Linked DNA regions of Homo sapiens: region 1 is linked to region 2. A link is an interaction called in ENCODE POLR2A ChIA-PET data of the cell type or tissue named here. Cell type or tissue: GM12878. All regions are shown on one strand. Each heading gives the region's core, and the rest is flanking DNA. Links, peaks and the distances in the headings are about the cores only. Region 1 has its middle 370 kb from the start of LINC01440. Region 2 has its middle 270 kb from the start of LINC01440.

What was found. Peaks named below come from ENCODE experiments on the same cell type or tissue, not always from the same donor. Only the 100,000 strongest peaks of a DNase experiment are listed, where the experiment ranks them.
Region 1: POLR2A ChIA-PET joins it to region 2 with 5 read pairs; 2 of 35 experiments call an interaction of 5 or more read pairs at or near these places.

Annotation. Positions count from the first base shown.
Region 1 is chr20:55,050,404-55,054,807 of GRCh38, reverse strand. No RefSeq gene overlaps it. Among named protein-coding and RNA genes, the nearest start is that of LINC01440, 370 kb to the left of the region's middle. In GM12878, for the core only: no CTCF peak of the experiment used is centred there; a DNase peak (open chromatin) is centred at 2,141.
Region 2 is chr20:55,147,206-55,151,609 of GRCh38, reverse strand. No RefSeq gene overlaps it. Among named protein-coding and RNA genes, the nearest start is that of LINC01440, 270 kb to the left of the region's middle. In GM12878, for the core only: no CTCF peak of the experiment used is centred there; no DNase peak of the experiment used is centred there.

The DNA.
Region 1 (4,404 bases), core at 245-4,244, 97 kb after region 2:
GTACAATTTGATCAATTTAACTGGATGAAAAGCTATTAAAGGGCTATTTGATATTGCTCCTGAGTATCTCCACAGTATTAATTCTTCCATGCATACTTTCTGACAAATAATTTCCAGCTCAGTATGAAATGACTTGCACATTAAGGAATGCATTTGGAGGCAGGAGGGAGAAGGTGCTTATAATAACTTCCACCTACATTACCAATTAGTCACTTGGAAACAATACAGTATAGTATTTGAAAGATTGACTTCTTGAGTCAAGACAGCATTTGAATTCTGACTCTGCCATTTACTAGTTGTGTTACCTCTGTCGGGTTACTTAACCACCTTAACTAGTGCCTTCTTTTTGCAAAATGGAGATAATGATATTACCCACCTTTTATGCCAGAATAATGTCCCCCAAAAAGGACATTCACCTCCTAATCTCTGGGACCTGTGAATATGTGATGCCACGTGGCAAAACGAGCTTTGCAGATATAATTGAATATACTAATCAATGATCTTAAAATAGAGAGATTACCCTGGGTTATCTGGGTTGGCCCAATCATGAGTCCTTAATTAGAGAGAACTTTCTGCACCTGGAGGCAGGGCAAAGTGGCAGTAGTCAGAGAGATTCCAAGCAGAAGGCTTTGATACTCTAGCTAGCTCAGAGATGCAGAGGGGCTACTTGCAGGGGCTGGACAGAGGCTTCCATTAGTTAAAGATGGTCACAGATGACAGCCAGGAAGGAACCGGGGACCTCAGTCCTGTAACCACAAAGAACCAGATTCGGTCAACACCATGAATGCGCATGATATCAGGTTCCTTCCCCAGAGCATCCAGTTAGGAACAACGCACTGCAAACACCTTGCTTTTAGTCCAGCAAAACGTGTGTTGGACTTCAGACCTACAGAACTGTGAAATAATACAACGGTGTTATTTCAGGTCAAAGTTTGTGATAATTTGTTGCAGCAACAATAGAAAACTGATACCCAACCTCATGCTATTGTGGTGAGAATCCAATGATGTAACAGGTGTACAGCTCTAAGTATCTGTTAACAGTTTTATTTGTGTGTGTAATTCCTGCAGATTCTTACTCTTTAAAAACATCCAAACTGGAGTGCAATGTCTCAAACTCTCCTGGCATAAAAATATCATTAGCAGAAGTTTTTTGGGTTCTAGCTAATTAGATATGATACCTAACAAGCAGTCCACTTTCTGTATTTGTGTGCACAAAGCCGTCTGCTGCCTGGATACTACAGAAAACAAGTTGCTACAAATCCAACCACTGTAACTTCTCATTAAGTTTCCCTGGTGACTGGCCATCAGTAAAAGCCTTTCTTTACCTTGAAATGCAAATGTTAACATTTCTCACCAACAAACCATGCAAGATAAGATTCTAAATTATGGTTACAGAACATAGGAGAATGGGCAACCTGATTTTCTACACCATTCCTCTCCTCCAAAATCTCCTTCTCTTCCCATGTGATTCATTAATTATTTTAGTTTTTCTCCCCTAAACACCTTTCATAGGAAAGTTGAAAAGATGAATTTGGAAAATCTAGAGTCAGAATAATTTGATTATGAAAGGAAAACACACACACACACACACACACACACACACACGGAGTCAATAAAGGCAAGTTTGAGAGCCAAGAATACTTGGAAACCAGATTATTCGTGTCTTTCTGCAAACAGGTGCATTTCATTTGCATGATGCAGTAAGCATCTCAAACAGATGGGTAATCATGTGGGAGAAATGGCTATCGATAGCCATGCATAGGAAAGAAAATGGAGCTGCTGGTGTTGTGTTACCTCTTCAATCCAGCATTTTGCAACCCTGATTTTTTTTAATCCCACCACTATATATTTTAGTAGAAGGAAGCTACTTGTTTTTTGGGGGAGTGGGGCATCAGAAAAATTGTGCCAACTCACATCACCCCACATTGAAACGTCTGGTGTGTTTGGTAAATAATGATGATTTCAGAAACGACCTGCTGCTCCGAGTGGGATTTAAGCAAATCTCCTTCTTCCTTATTTAGCAAATTATAATTGTGTTGGGGCTTCCAGAGGGCCAGGAAGGGATATTGAGTCATACTAACCAAGCCTGCAGCAGCAACAAAATCATAGTGGGGAAGTGCTACTAAAAGCTTTCATTTTCTGTTACTCTTACCTAAGTTACCACAGTTTGGGCCTGGACAAACAATTGCCATGGCAACCATTATCTCCAGCAATTTGTATTCCTTGCTCATTTTTGTTCCACTTTGACAAAGCATTAGTCTTTTCATGTTCAATTTATTTTTTACCAGTCAGTTATACTCACATATGCAGCCTTGCTTAGCATCCCCTATCACATTGATACATTTTTTTTAATAGCCTGGTATTTGGCCATGCAGAATGAAAATGGTTTCTTTTGTTAACTATGAATTAAAATGTACCTGCTCACAGTTCTGCTTTTATCGCCAAAGTTTCCTTCAAAATGATTGAAGAAGATGGGCTGTCTTGAGGTACCATCTCCCAACTCTTTGTAGTTAAGAACTGGCGGACAGAGCTGGCCTGATCCAGACAACTTTTAAGGATGAAATTGAAAGTAAAAAGGATGGATGCCTAACTAGATTCCAGTAGCCTTTCCTCTAATCAAAGTACCAGCCTTATGGATCATTGCTCTTTCTGGCCCTGAACCTGTCTCTCTCTCTCCCTTTCAAACATAAAAGTACAACGTGCTGAGATTTGTCCCTTTAAAGGCCTTTAATATCAACTTTCCTGTGCTTTCATGAAAAATAATTACACATGCTTCTAATCCTTTACCTTACCAAAAATTTTCTTTGGTCTCTAGTGCTATGATTAGAACATAGGAGAATAAATTTGTAGCTCTTTTCCTGCTGGATAAATTAAGGGTCCTCTACAAGCATTTCTCCTCCCAACAGACAGCAAGGAAGTCAGTTTTATTTGCTACCAAAGGCTGTGGCATAGATATATGTTTTCATGTGTGTGTGACAAAAAACATCAAGCATTATAACTATTAATTGCTAATTATAATGCTATGTGCTTTATCTAACTCAACATAAGTCTTGCAATCTTTATTTTACACAGGAGGGAAAAGGAGATTTAGAAAGATGAACTAACCTGGTCAAGGTCTCATAGGCTGCTAAGTGGAAGAGCTGATACTTATACCCAAACACTGAAGCACTGTTGCAGTTGGTTTTAAATGGCAGCATGTTTCTGAATCACATGGAAGGCTTGTTAAAACTCAGATGACTGGGATTCTCCCCTCTCCCCTCTCCCCTCTGTTTCTGAGTCAGCGAGTCAGGAGTGGGGACCTGAGAATTTGCATTTCTATCAAGTTCCCAGGAGATGCTGTAGTAGCTGGTCAAGATCCCACGTGTTCAGAAGCACTGCACCATTGCATACTTAATTAAACCGTATTAGATATTTTAATTAAGCATACGATGGTGCAGAGCTGACTGCCATCACCTTCTCAGAAATCAGCTTTTCCTGCCTTCCATTTCTTTTTTCTTTTCTTTTTTTTTTTTTTTTTTTTTGAGACAGTCTCACTCTGTCACCCAGGCTAGAGGGCAGTGGCGCGATCTTGGCTCACTGCAATATCGGCCTCCCAGGTTCTTGCGATGATTCTCCTGCCTTGGCCTCCCGAGTAGCTAGGATTACAGGTGCCTGCCACCATGCCCAGCTAATTTTTGTATTTTTGGTAGAGATGGGGTTTCACCATGTTGGCCAGGTTGGTCTTGAATTCCTAACCTTGAGTGATCCACCCGCCTCAGCCTCCCAACGTGCTGAGATTACAGGCGTGAGCCATCGTGCCTGGCCCTGCCTTCCACTTCTGAGCATCTGGTCTCCAATCCACAATTCTTGATCATTTCTTCTCCCTCCCAAGTCTACCCATTTTATCATCTTTCCATCTACATCTTTCCATCTTCATCAGTGCTATGCTGGGACTCCACCAGGGGCTCATCTACACAGACTTCCTAACTGGCCTCCCTGACTGGTAGGTCCTTCCCGCTTCCCTCTCCTTCCCATCCCCTGCACTCAGGCTAAGTTATATATTGTGAATATGAATCTGATCATTTCTTTCTCATGTGTATTTTCTTTTATTAGCTTTCTTTTGTCCATAGAAAAAGTCCAGATTCCCACACATAGATTATGAAACTCTGAAGGAATACTCTTCATTTCCAGAAGAAATGATAATTATTAGAATAGAAATTTTAAAACATAATCATTATTATTTAATTTTGACATCAGTAAATGTTACAGCAAAGTACTGGTTGCTAGGAAAGTGTTAGGAATATTTCATTTCATCTGGGGTTAGGGGCACAGGTCTGGGTGGGTTTCCTTGAAGAATTCATATTTAAGCTGAGACTTGAGGGATGCAAAGGAAGGAGTGGAAGTAGGTAAGGGTTCAGGGCGATA
Region 2 (4,404 bases), core at 321-4,320:
ACATACACACACATATATATATAGAGAGAGAGAGATTTATTATGAGGAATTTTCTCATGCAACTAAGAGGGCTGGGAATTCTCATGATCTGCCTAATGCAAGTAGGAGATTCAGGAAAGCTAATAGTATAATTTAGTTCTAGTGCAAAGGCCCAAGAACCAGGGCATCCAAATTCCAGTCCAAGTGCCAGAAAAGATCAAATGAGATGTTCTAGCTCAAGTCGGCAGGCAGGAAGCAAAAAGGGTAAATTTATCCTTCCTTAGCTTTTTGTGTCATACAGGCCCTCAATGGATTGTAGATCGCATGATATCCATTCACACTGGGGAAGAAAATCTACTTTACTGAGTCCACTCGATTCAAATGCTAATCTCATCTGAAAACACCCTCAGAAACACACTCAGAAATAATGTTTAATCTGAGCACTCTATGTGTCTAGTCGAGACATAAGCTCCCTTCCGGTGGTCCCTCATATCTAAAGGCGCATAGGTTCCTGGCTTGGTGAGTCCTTGAATATTTCTCTTACTTATTGTTTCTCTCTAATCTGCCTACACCTTTGCATTAATAGTTCATTCATTAATTCCTCTCTAATTACCTCTTCCAAGTAGACTGTCTGTTCCCCATCAAGACCTATTCAGATACAAAGCCAGGGAAATTATAGATTCAGAATACACTCCCGTCATTAAAAAATAGAAATAAACTACAATTTCATACTCTAATAAAAACATAGCAAACTATCCTAATCATTCATCTTCATTTTATAGCTTCTGTTGAATCTTTCTATTAAAGTTAACCATGACACTAAAACTCAGTATATATTTTTTCTATATATGTGTGTATGCACATCTATAGAATTCAGAGTGTTAATTAAATCACAGGATACTAAATGGATTAAAAAACAATAAATATCAATTGTTACATAGTAAATGCAAAAATAATAAAACCATTATTTACTCTTTAGTAATTCCTTTCCCTTTATAGATGGAATGTGACAATTGATTGCTTTAAAAAAGAAGCATCTGTCTCTCCCAAGATTATCCACCTATTGTCAGTCTCACAAAAGAAACAAAAAGACGACCAGAAATGAGTGAAATGTTGAAACCCAATGCTTAGGTTACAGCAATAAAATCTTCTTAAACATTAAGCATTGAGGAGTTTACACTTACTCTCTACCTAGATGTATAAAGCTTTGGGATAAGACCATAAACTAAGTACAGGTATATTGAGTCAGAGACGATAGTCTTTACGTCTTTAAAATTCTGCCTTCTCTCTTATTTGTGATGTTGTCATAGCATCTGATTTCCATCCAAAGAGTCTTTGTCACCCACAAAACATCTGAGTTACCTTATACACACTATGAAGATCATCAAGAATGGCCTTGTGACACCAAGGAAGCAATATTTGATTCAGCCAAATCTGCTTAGTTCTAGTCAAAATTAAGCTATCCCAGACCCCTTTGGGCATTAGATAATTATTTTTGGAATTGTGTCCTTTTAATTTTTCAAGTTCCTTTGATCACACAGTGGTAATGAGTGACAGAGGTGTGAAATGGGAAAGCAGTAATTTTTGCAAATGTGCCTTTTCCTCATTTTTCAATTGCACAGATATAATTATAATGTAAATATGGAGTGTAGGGATAAGAGTAATGGTGTGTGTTTATGAGTGTTATAAATGAATACATCTGTAACTGCTTGGTCTCCTTAATGTAAACCTGCACACAGACATGTACACACACACCAAGAAGAACTACAGATTTGGCTTCAACAGCCTCAGTTGTTGCTTGTACTTTCTTGCAGAGGAACCAAAAGAGTGAATTTTGTCACCATATTACTACAAAACTTCCTAGAAATTCCTTCGGGTGTTTCTTTTCCGAAAGTTTCAAGTAACTCAGCAGTTATTATTTAGATTTTGTTTTTGTTTTGCTGTCTTTATTTATGATTTATTTATCAGTGTGTTCCAAGCCTTGCACTGGGTGCTATGGCAAAATAGTCAGTGAGACAGTCACAGTTTCTGCCCTCACAGGGCTTGTATTTTACAAGAATGTGAATTATTTTGTGAATATTCTGAACTCTGAAATGCCTCTCTGTTATCTGGTCTGCCATCAAGGCCTTTGCTTTTTCTCAGGATGTAGCTTTATGATATTTCTTCTAGTGAGACACTCGCCTTCTTCCTCATGTCACCAGCACTGCCTCTGTCTTGATTTCTCTTGCCAGCCTTAAAAAGGTGGTCAACCCACGGTAACAAAGGGGACTTTATGGGAAGAGAAAGAAGAAAGAAAGACTAGAAACACTTATCTTTGAATAGTTCCTTTCTTCTTGACACATGTATAATAGTTAAAATTTATATTAAAACCAACCTCCAAAGCACTTTATTAGATCTACAGACTATGCTTTCATACAGACAGATGTAGCCAGTGATATCCAGTAATTCCAGTTTGTTCAGATTAAGCTGAAGTTCCCTGAGCCTTCATGGTTTCAATTCCTTTAAATGTATAGGACTCAACAGCTAAGAAACTGGCTCACTGTTAAACGCTATAGTAATGAGGACATTCCAGGAAGCTGTCTGAAGGATTCTGAGGATTTGGTCCAATAATGCAGAGTCAATTCAAAAATGAACTTCTCTGAGTCTCTAAAAATACTTTCCAGTATGTAGGAAAAAGTGGAATGATGTAGAAACTGTAAATCATCGATTAAGTTGTGAGCATAATACCTCTGTTTTGAAGGATTAAAAGAAATAAAGAAATTAAGGGGAGGCGTCTTTCTCAAAATTGCTATTAGGTTGGTGCAAAAGCAACTGTGGTTTTTGTCATGACCTTTAATGGCACACACACACAAAAAACAACAACAACAAAAAAAAACATGATTACTTTTGCACCAACCTAAATATATTTAGAGAATATTTGGTATGACACATGCTGGAGTTCTGCTGCTCTGTGCCCTGACATTGCCCAGAAGCATGTAGCTCCCTTGCCCATGGTGGAGAGCTATGATTTGCTTGCTCCTCATTTATTCTGGTGAAGGAAGCCTTCTTCTACAGGTGATTATTTGTTAAAGGGCTCCAACAACCCACCACAGAATTCTTCTATGACTCAAACTAGCCATTACATCAACCGTATCATGAGCACTAACTTGCTTTTGTGTCTTGGGTTTGTTGGTTTGGTTTGGTGCCGCTTTTTTGCCAAGCCTGAACCTGTGATTAAACACAGCCCCTGGGAATCCTTGCATTTTTGGTTATTGTTTATCTGTTTTTAAATAACTGAACTCCATGCTTTATTTGATTTTCACTAGTATTGCCACTAGTAGTCTTTTTCTGTTCTAAGATCTTCTCCTCCTCAGGATTTCATATTACATTTAGGCATCTTATGTCTCCTTAGGCTTTTTTTGTCTGTGAGTTTCACATATTTTCCTTGCTTTTCATGTCTTAAATAGTTTTGAGCATTATTGGTCAGGTATTTATTAAAATATCCTTCAATTTGGGTTTGTCTGATGTTTGTTGTTTTGCTTAGACTGAGTTATGGGTTTGTGGGAAGAACGCCACAGAAGGGAAGTGCCCTTCTCAACACATCATATCAAGGGTATGTACTATCACTATGACTTATTCTATAGGATGTTAATATAATGCACTGCATATGAATGAAGCAGTTTTGCCAGGTTCCTGCACTGTAATGTCAGTGCCTCACCCTTCTGAGCCTGCTTTCCATACTCTGCTCTTGGAAGCAAGTCAGTAAGTGCACACCATGCTGGGGGAGAGAGGGAAGTGGGATTTTCCTGGGATTTTGAGCAGAAAGAATAGTGGAAGTCCAGAAATACAGAGACCATCTTTTCCTCCATGAGGAGAAAGAGGCTGCAAGATACTGAGGCAGAAGAGAAAGATGAAGGAAAGCATGCATTCTCAAGGACATTACCTGGAAAATAAAATCCTGCTGTGCTGAAACCAGATTGATTCATAAATTTGTATATATATAGGTAAAATTTGACTATCAACACTGGAAATTTATTTATTTATTTATAGTTGGTTGGTTCTAATTTAAATCCACTGAACCCACATGTTACATTTCAATATGTCCCTTAAATTTCTTTAAATCAAGAACTGCTTCTTCATTCTTCTTCTTTGCCATTAATTTTGTTAATGAAACTGGGCTATTTATCCAGTACTGTCCCCACATACCGGATTTCACTCTCTGCTTCCCCATGATGTCATTGAATGTAACTCTGGTCAGAGGTTTGATTTATTTGGGCAAAAATAAATAATAAATGTACAAGTATCATTGCATAATTCCATCAGGATGCACCTAATTAGTAGTGAAATCTTATTTATTTATTTATTTATTGAGACAGGGTCAAAGAAATAGGCTGGAGCACAGTGAAGTGATCCATGCTCACTGCAGCCTCAAACTCCCCTGGCTTA